Regions from separate parts of the Homo sapiens genome. Here region 1 is linked to region 2. Evidence: chromatin loops called from intact Hi-C (ENCODE). Cell type or tissue: endothelial cell of umbilical vein. All regions are shown on one strand. Each heading gives the region's core, and the rest is flanking DNA. Links, peaks and the distances in the headings are about the cores only. Region 1 has its middle 460 kb from the start of ALCAM. Region 2 overlaps ALCAM (activated leukocyte cell adhesion molecule).

Region 1 (2,826 bases), core at 61-2,560, 610 kb before region 2:
CCCGCGGTGGGCTCCCATGTGGATCAAGCCCACCCAAGGGCTGAGTAGTGCAGGTGCGGCACAGGACTGGCAGGCAGCTCCACCCGTAACCCTGGCATTGGATCCACTAGGTGAAGCCTAGTGGGCTCCTGAGTCGGGTGGGGACCTGGAGAACTTTTATGTGTAGCCAGAGAATTGTATATGCACCAGTCAGCACTCTGTGTCTAGCTCAAGGTTTGTAAACACACCACTCAGCACCCTGTGTCTAGCTCAAGGTTTGTAAATGCACCAATCAGCACTCTGTGTCTAGTTAACCTGGTGAGGACTTGAAGAACTTTTATGTCTAGCTAGAGGATTGTAAATGCACCAATCAGCACTCTGTGTCTAGCTCAGGGATTGTAAATGTACCAATCAGCACCTTGTCAAAACGGACCAATCAGCTCTCTGTAAAACGGACCAATCAGCTCTCTGTAAAATGGACCAATCAGCTCTCTGTAAAATGGACCAATCAGCAGGATGTGGGGGTGGAGGGGACAGCTAAGGGAATAAAAGCAGGCTGCCCCAGCCAGCAGCTGCAACCCACTCAGGTCCCCTTCTGCACCGTGGAAGCTTTGTTCTTTTGCTCTTTGCAATAAATCTTGCTCTTGCTCACTCTTTAAGTCCGTACTGCTTTTATAAGCTGTAACACTTACCACAAAGGTCTGCAGCTTCACTCCAGAAGCTAGCGAGACCATGAACCCACTGAGAGGAATCAACAGTTATGAATGGGAGGAACGAACAATTCTAGACGCACCACCTTAAAAGCCGTAACACTCACCGCAGAGTTCTACAGCTTCATTCCTGAAGCCAGAGAGACCACGAACCCACCAGAATGAAGAAACTCCATACACGTCCGAACATCAGAAGGAACAAATTCTGAACACACCATCTTTAAGAACTGTAACACTCACTGCGAGGGTCCGTGGCTTCATTCTTGAAGTCAGTGAGACCAGGAACCCACCAATTGGCTGGACGCGGTGGCTCACGCCTGTAATCCCAGCACTTTGGGAGGCCGAGGCAGGTGGATCACTACTAAAAAATACAAAAATTAGCTGGGTGTGATGGCGGACGCCTGTAGTCCCAGGTACTCGGGAGGCTGAGGCAGGAGAATGGCAGGAACCCAGGAGGCGGAGCTTGCAGTTAGCCAAGATCGCGCCACTGCACTCCAGCTTGGGTGACAGAGCCAGACTCTATCTCAAAAAAAACACACCAGTTTCGGACACACTATGACTGTTAGAAATCTCTAGCATGGGCAAAGGAAAGGGAAGTGGTGACTCGCTTACCATGTATGTATTATTTTTAATCTGAATTCTTCTTAATTGAGATCATTCCTATACTGAGATTAAGCAATTGATCTTTCTGAATCCAAATGAAGAATTTCACTTTACATTTACCAAGTTAGGAATTACTAATTTTAGTCCATTATTCTAGTCTGTTGATCTTATCTCACATTTTGATTCTGACACCAAATATATTTGTTATTCCTTATATTTATAGGACATTCACAAATTTGATAAGCATAAACACTACATTTTTATCCAAAGCACTCGCTAAAATGTAGAACAAAGATATTTTCATACTTTAATAATCTCTAATATTTTTCCTAAACCAGAACGGAGAGCAAATATTGTTCCCCATACCTAGGTTATATCTAATGGCAATTAAGGAGCAGGCCAGAAAACAGTCCTATGCTCAGCCACTACAGATTTCTTTTAAATGTGATTTCATGAGAATATGAATATGAAGAGAATATTAAATATACTTGCCTTAGAAAAATAACATTATTTATTCAATATAAATGAGTAGAAGAGGCCAGGCGCAGTGGCTCACTCCTGTCATCCCAACACTTTGGGAGGCCGAGGCCAGCATTTCATCAGGTCAGGAGATCGAGACCATCCTGGCCAACATGGTGAAACTCCGTCTCTACTAAAAATACAAAAATTAGCTGGGCGTGGTGGCACGTGCCTGTAATCCCAGCTACTTGGGAGGCAGAGGCAGGAGAATCGCTTGAACCAGGGAGTCAGAGGTTGCAGTGAGCCAAGATCACGCCACTGCACTCCAGCCTGAGGACAGAGTGAGACTCCGTCTCAAAATAAACAAACAAACAAATAAATAAATAAAAACAAAAATAATAAAAATAAAAAATAAATGGATAGAAAAGATATGTAAGTAGTTCCAAGGAGGGAGTATATAGAAAAAAAAAATGTTCATTGAAGATGAAGGCAGTAGAAAAAGAATATAGACTATTTAGACTATTTAAAAACTTTAAAAAAATTGAAAACATTTTATAAATCATCACAAAAATATGAATTAGACCAAAGAACTAAATTGCAACCCTGAAAAGGACTCTACATTTCTCTTCAATATTACACAGGAAAATGCCCGAAACCTTCAGGCAGCTTCCTAGCTGCAAAGTGGGGCAGGTCACAGCAAGCCCCCAGTGCTTACTGGCCAGTTCAAAACACTTCACTCCTGGGACCAGTAAAAGAGTAAGTTGTGAATACTGAAGCACTAAACAGCATGACACCTGGCTGCCCAGGAAACATTTTATCTGCTATGCCTAAAAGGCAGCTTGCTTATGGGTCTTTAAAAATCCGTACTGGCTTCTCACTGCTATTAGGAGGAAATGAATAAGCAAACCAAACTAAACTTTAGATTCTTTCTCCAGTACCACAGAAGCAAATACTGGGACTCTTTTTTTATAAATCTTTTTTATAAACTGGGTCCTGACTTTTCCATCAGTGTGCCTGTCCCAATACTAAAAGAAATTTTATTTTGAAAAAGGCAAAAATATACATAAATCCAAAA
Region 2 (2,826 bases), core at 244-2,743:
ATATCATTTGCAAATTAGGGAGCACAAGTAATCAATCTTTAATTTCTCTTTAAAGGGAAGGGAAAATGTTCTCTCTTGTCATTCCATCTGTGAATTCCTATAAAATGTGTTTGCTGTTTGTTTCTCCTCAAGACAGAGCTTGCCACCCAAAATCAAAATCCAAGTTCTCTACACATCCAAGATAAGATATGAATGGCTTTAGAGTATGTGGCAGAAATGAGAATTCTCAAAATTCCAGTGTTGTCAACTGCTCTCTGATTTTCCAAAATGTTAGTTTGATAACCAAAATGGAAAGAACTCCAGAGTCATTTTAGTAGGTGCCCATTAGATGCTAGGCGTTGTTTCTGGAGATACAAAGCTTAAAAATACATGATCTCTTCCCTGTTCTGATTGTGCTTTCATCATGCCAATACACTATGTATTTGAAATTCATAGAGCTTTAAGACTCATTATAAAATATTATGTATATGTAGCACATTAAAGTTCTATAGAGAAGAGAAAAGAAAAATGGTCTGTGAGAAAGGGCAAAGCATTAAATTCTTGGAAAAGGAATTTTCTTATTTCCCTTTACCTGGCAAAGGATTCACTTCATTGGTACCTAAGCTCTGTAAACTGTTTTCACTCCTTGGCCAATCATGAAAACACTGTTAGTTGCCAAAGGAAGGTATGATTTCAAATAATAGGAGACAATTACAGGTGCATGCCCTGACATAAATTAAGGTATAGAGATGGATCCTCTCAAAATTATTACATATTCAAGTGCCTTGTTATAAGCTGATGAAAAAACAAAATATGAAATTACAAAATGGTTTCCTTGGCTTTGCAGACCTCTACCTGTGAAGTGTATGAACAAGACTTAATACACACAGCAGAAATTCCACATTTAGGAGCCAAATATCACAGAGAACAAGTAATGTCATGTGCAATAAAGCAATTTCCTAAATGTTATTAGTCTGCATGTCTGCAGCCACCTGTCTAAAGCTCCTTTATTTTTATTTTAACAAAGTTGAATAAAAAAATTTCTTCATTTACAGTCTTATGCTTGGTTTGATGTTAAAAGGGATTATAATTGCAGTATAGAGAACACAAAACAATTTTAAAATTATAGAGATAAATTTTTATTATGAGACTGAACATATGATAAGCAATTTGAAGTAAACCTCATGTCTCAAGTAGTAAATGAAAATGCATTCTCACTTTGCATATTTGGTATTCTGTCTTAACAATGTTAAAAATGCTGAAAACTAGTTGTTATGTTGCATATTTACATGAAGTGTGTGTTCTTTGTTATGTTTCTGTTCACTGGGGCAAAATTCTTAACCTTAAATGAAATTTTGGTATACATGGTGATTGATAGATAACAGTCGAAAGATGGTATCCTCCCAGTCCTGTTTCTTCAGAAAGTCAGAAGATGGTTTTATTTATGTGTTGCAGATTGCCGTCGCTTTGCATTTTAGCACCACCTGGTGGACAAAATATCATTTGTTTTTTTCTCTACTGTTTAAAGTAGCCCCTTCACACTCTATACCCGATTATGATACACCTTAATAGACATTCAGCTGTGTAAGTTCTAAATTTTAAAGATTGTTGTAAATAAACTAAGGTTAAAAAATTGAAATGTTTCCCAAGTACTATAACCAATTTAAATGCCTGGGTTTTTTTAACCTTCATAAATATATCCAGATTTGAATAATGCTTTTCATTCATATGCAAAAATTGCTTCTTTCCACATTTTAATTTTTTATTGTTTATATTTTTTCTTAATATAGAATTAAATAAGATGAGGCAGTTTTCTGTATGTACAAAATTGTGGTTTAAATTATATTGTCTTCCAAAAATTCACATAATCACTTTGTAAATAGCACTTTATGAAGCATGTTCATACTATAAATTCTTACTATGCTAATATTTTATACAAAATTAAATTAGTATTTTAATTTATACTACTACAAAATAAGCCACTTTCCCCTTATAAATAAAATTCAGTTGTGGTCTTATGTGTATTAATTCTCAGTTTTTAATAGTTTTTTGAATTTTACAGAAGAAAAATTTGATAATATTTTCAAATGAAAAACACAAATATAGTTAAAGCTAGTTTTGAGAATTTTAATCATGTTAGTCTTTGTGTAGTCCCACATTTCTATAAAATATGGTGGAAATTATTTCTATGAAATACAGTAAAGAAGATAATTCATCTGCAGATTCCACGATGTTCCTTTGGAATACACCACTTACCTGTTCTCTAGTAAAATTGGAGATCTGCAAATTTTGATTGTGTGATAGTCAAGGATTCAAACATTCAGTAGCTAAATAGAAAGGTGGTAATTTTTAAATGGAAAATATATTCTAGTCTCATACCTTTTGTATACCATTTAAAATAAAACTATAGCAGATGACAACCTTCATCGACATGCATCTTGAAGTTATTTGTCATTTCAAGAAAGCATTTAAAATTTTGTTCTCTCTCTCTTTCTCTCTTCTTCCTTTTTTTTTTTCCCCCAAAGGCCTTGGATGGTATACTGTAAATTCAGCATATGGAGATACCATTATCATACCTTGCCGACTTGACGTACCTCAGAATCTCATGTTTGGCAAATGGAAATATGTAAGTGTGACCTACCTGGGACTTGGTTAATTGCCCTTGTTCTTTTAAATAAAATTCTTTCTGTGAGTAACTGTGAATTTCAAATTAACCTAAATGCAATATTAAACTGTGAGTACAAATGTAGGAAGGTAAAATTGTGTGGAATATGGCAAAAAAATAATTCCTATCTTACATAACAAATGATATTTTAAAATAAAGCCAATAAACACATAGTTCTTAGA

Evidence for each region. A loop is a pair of places that touch in the nucleus more often than their neighbours do. Peaks named below come from ENCODE experiments on the same cell type or tissue, not always from the same donor. Only the 100,000 strongest peaks of a DNase experiment are listed, where the experiment ranks them.
Region 1: it touches region 2 in a loop (3.0-fold over the local background); 3 of 110 quality-filtered maps call a loop at or near these places.

The regions. Positions count from the first base shown.
Region 1 is chr3:104,906,416-104,909,241 of GRCh38, forward strand. It overlaps a transcript of LOC107986108 not described here. Among named protein-coding and RNA genes, the nearest start is that of ALCAM, 460 kb to the right of the region's middle. In endothelial cell of umbilical vein, for the core only: no CTCF peak of the experiment used is centred there; a DNase peak (open chromatin) is centred at 1,286; H3K27ac peaks cover 2,098 bases.
Region 2 is chr3:105,517,563-105,520,388 of GRCh38, forward strand. ALCAM (activated leukocyte cell adhesion molecule) reads left to right here. Exons shown (of 16, transcript NM_001627.4): 2 at 2,505-2,605. Among named protein-coding and RNA genes, the nearest start is that of ALCAM, 150 kb to the left of the region's middle. In endothelial cell of umbilical vein, for the core only: a CTCF peak has its summit at 1,470 (motif pointing left); a DNase peak (open chromatin) is centred at 1,459.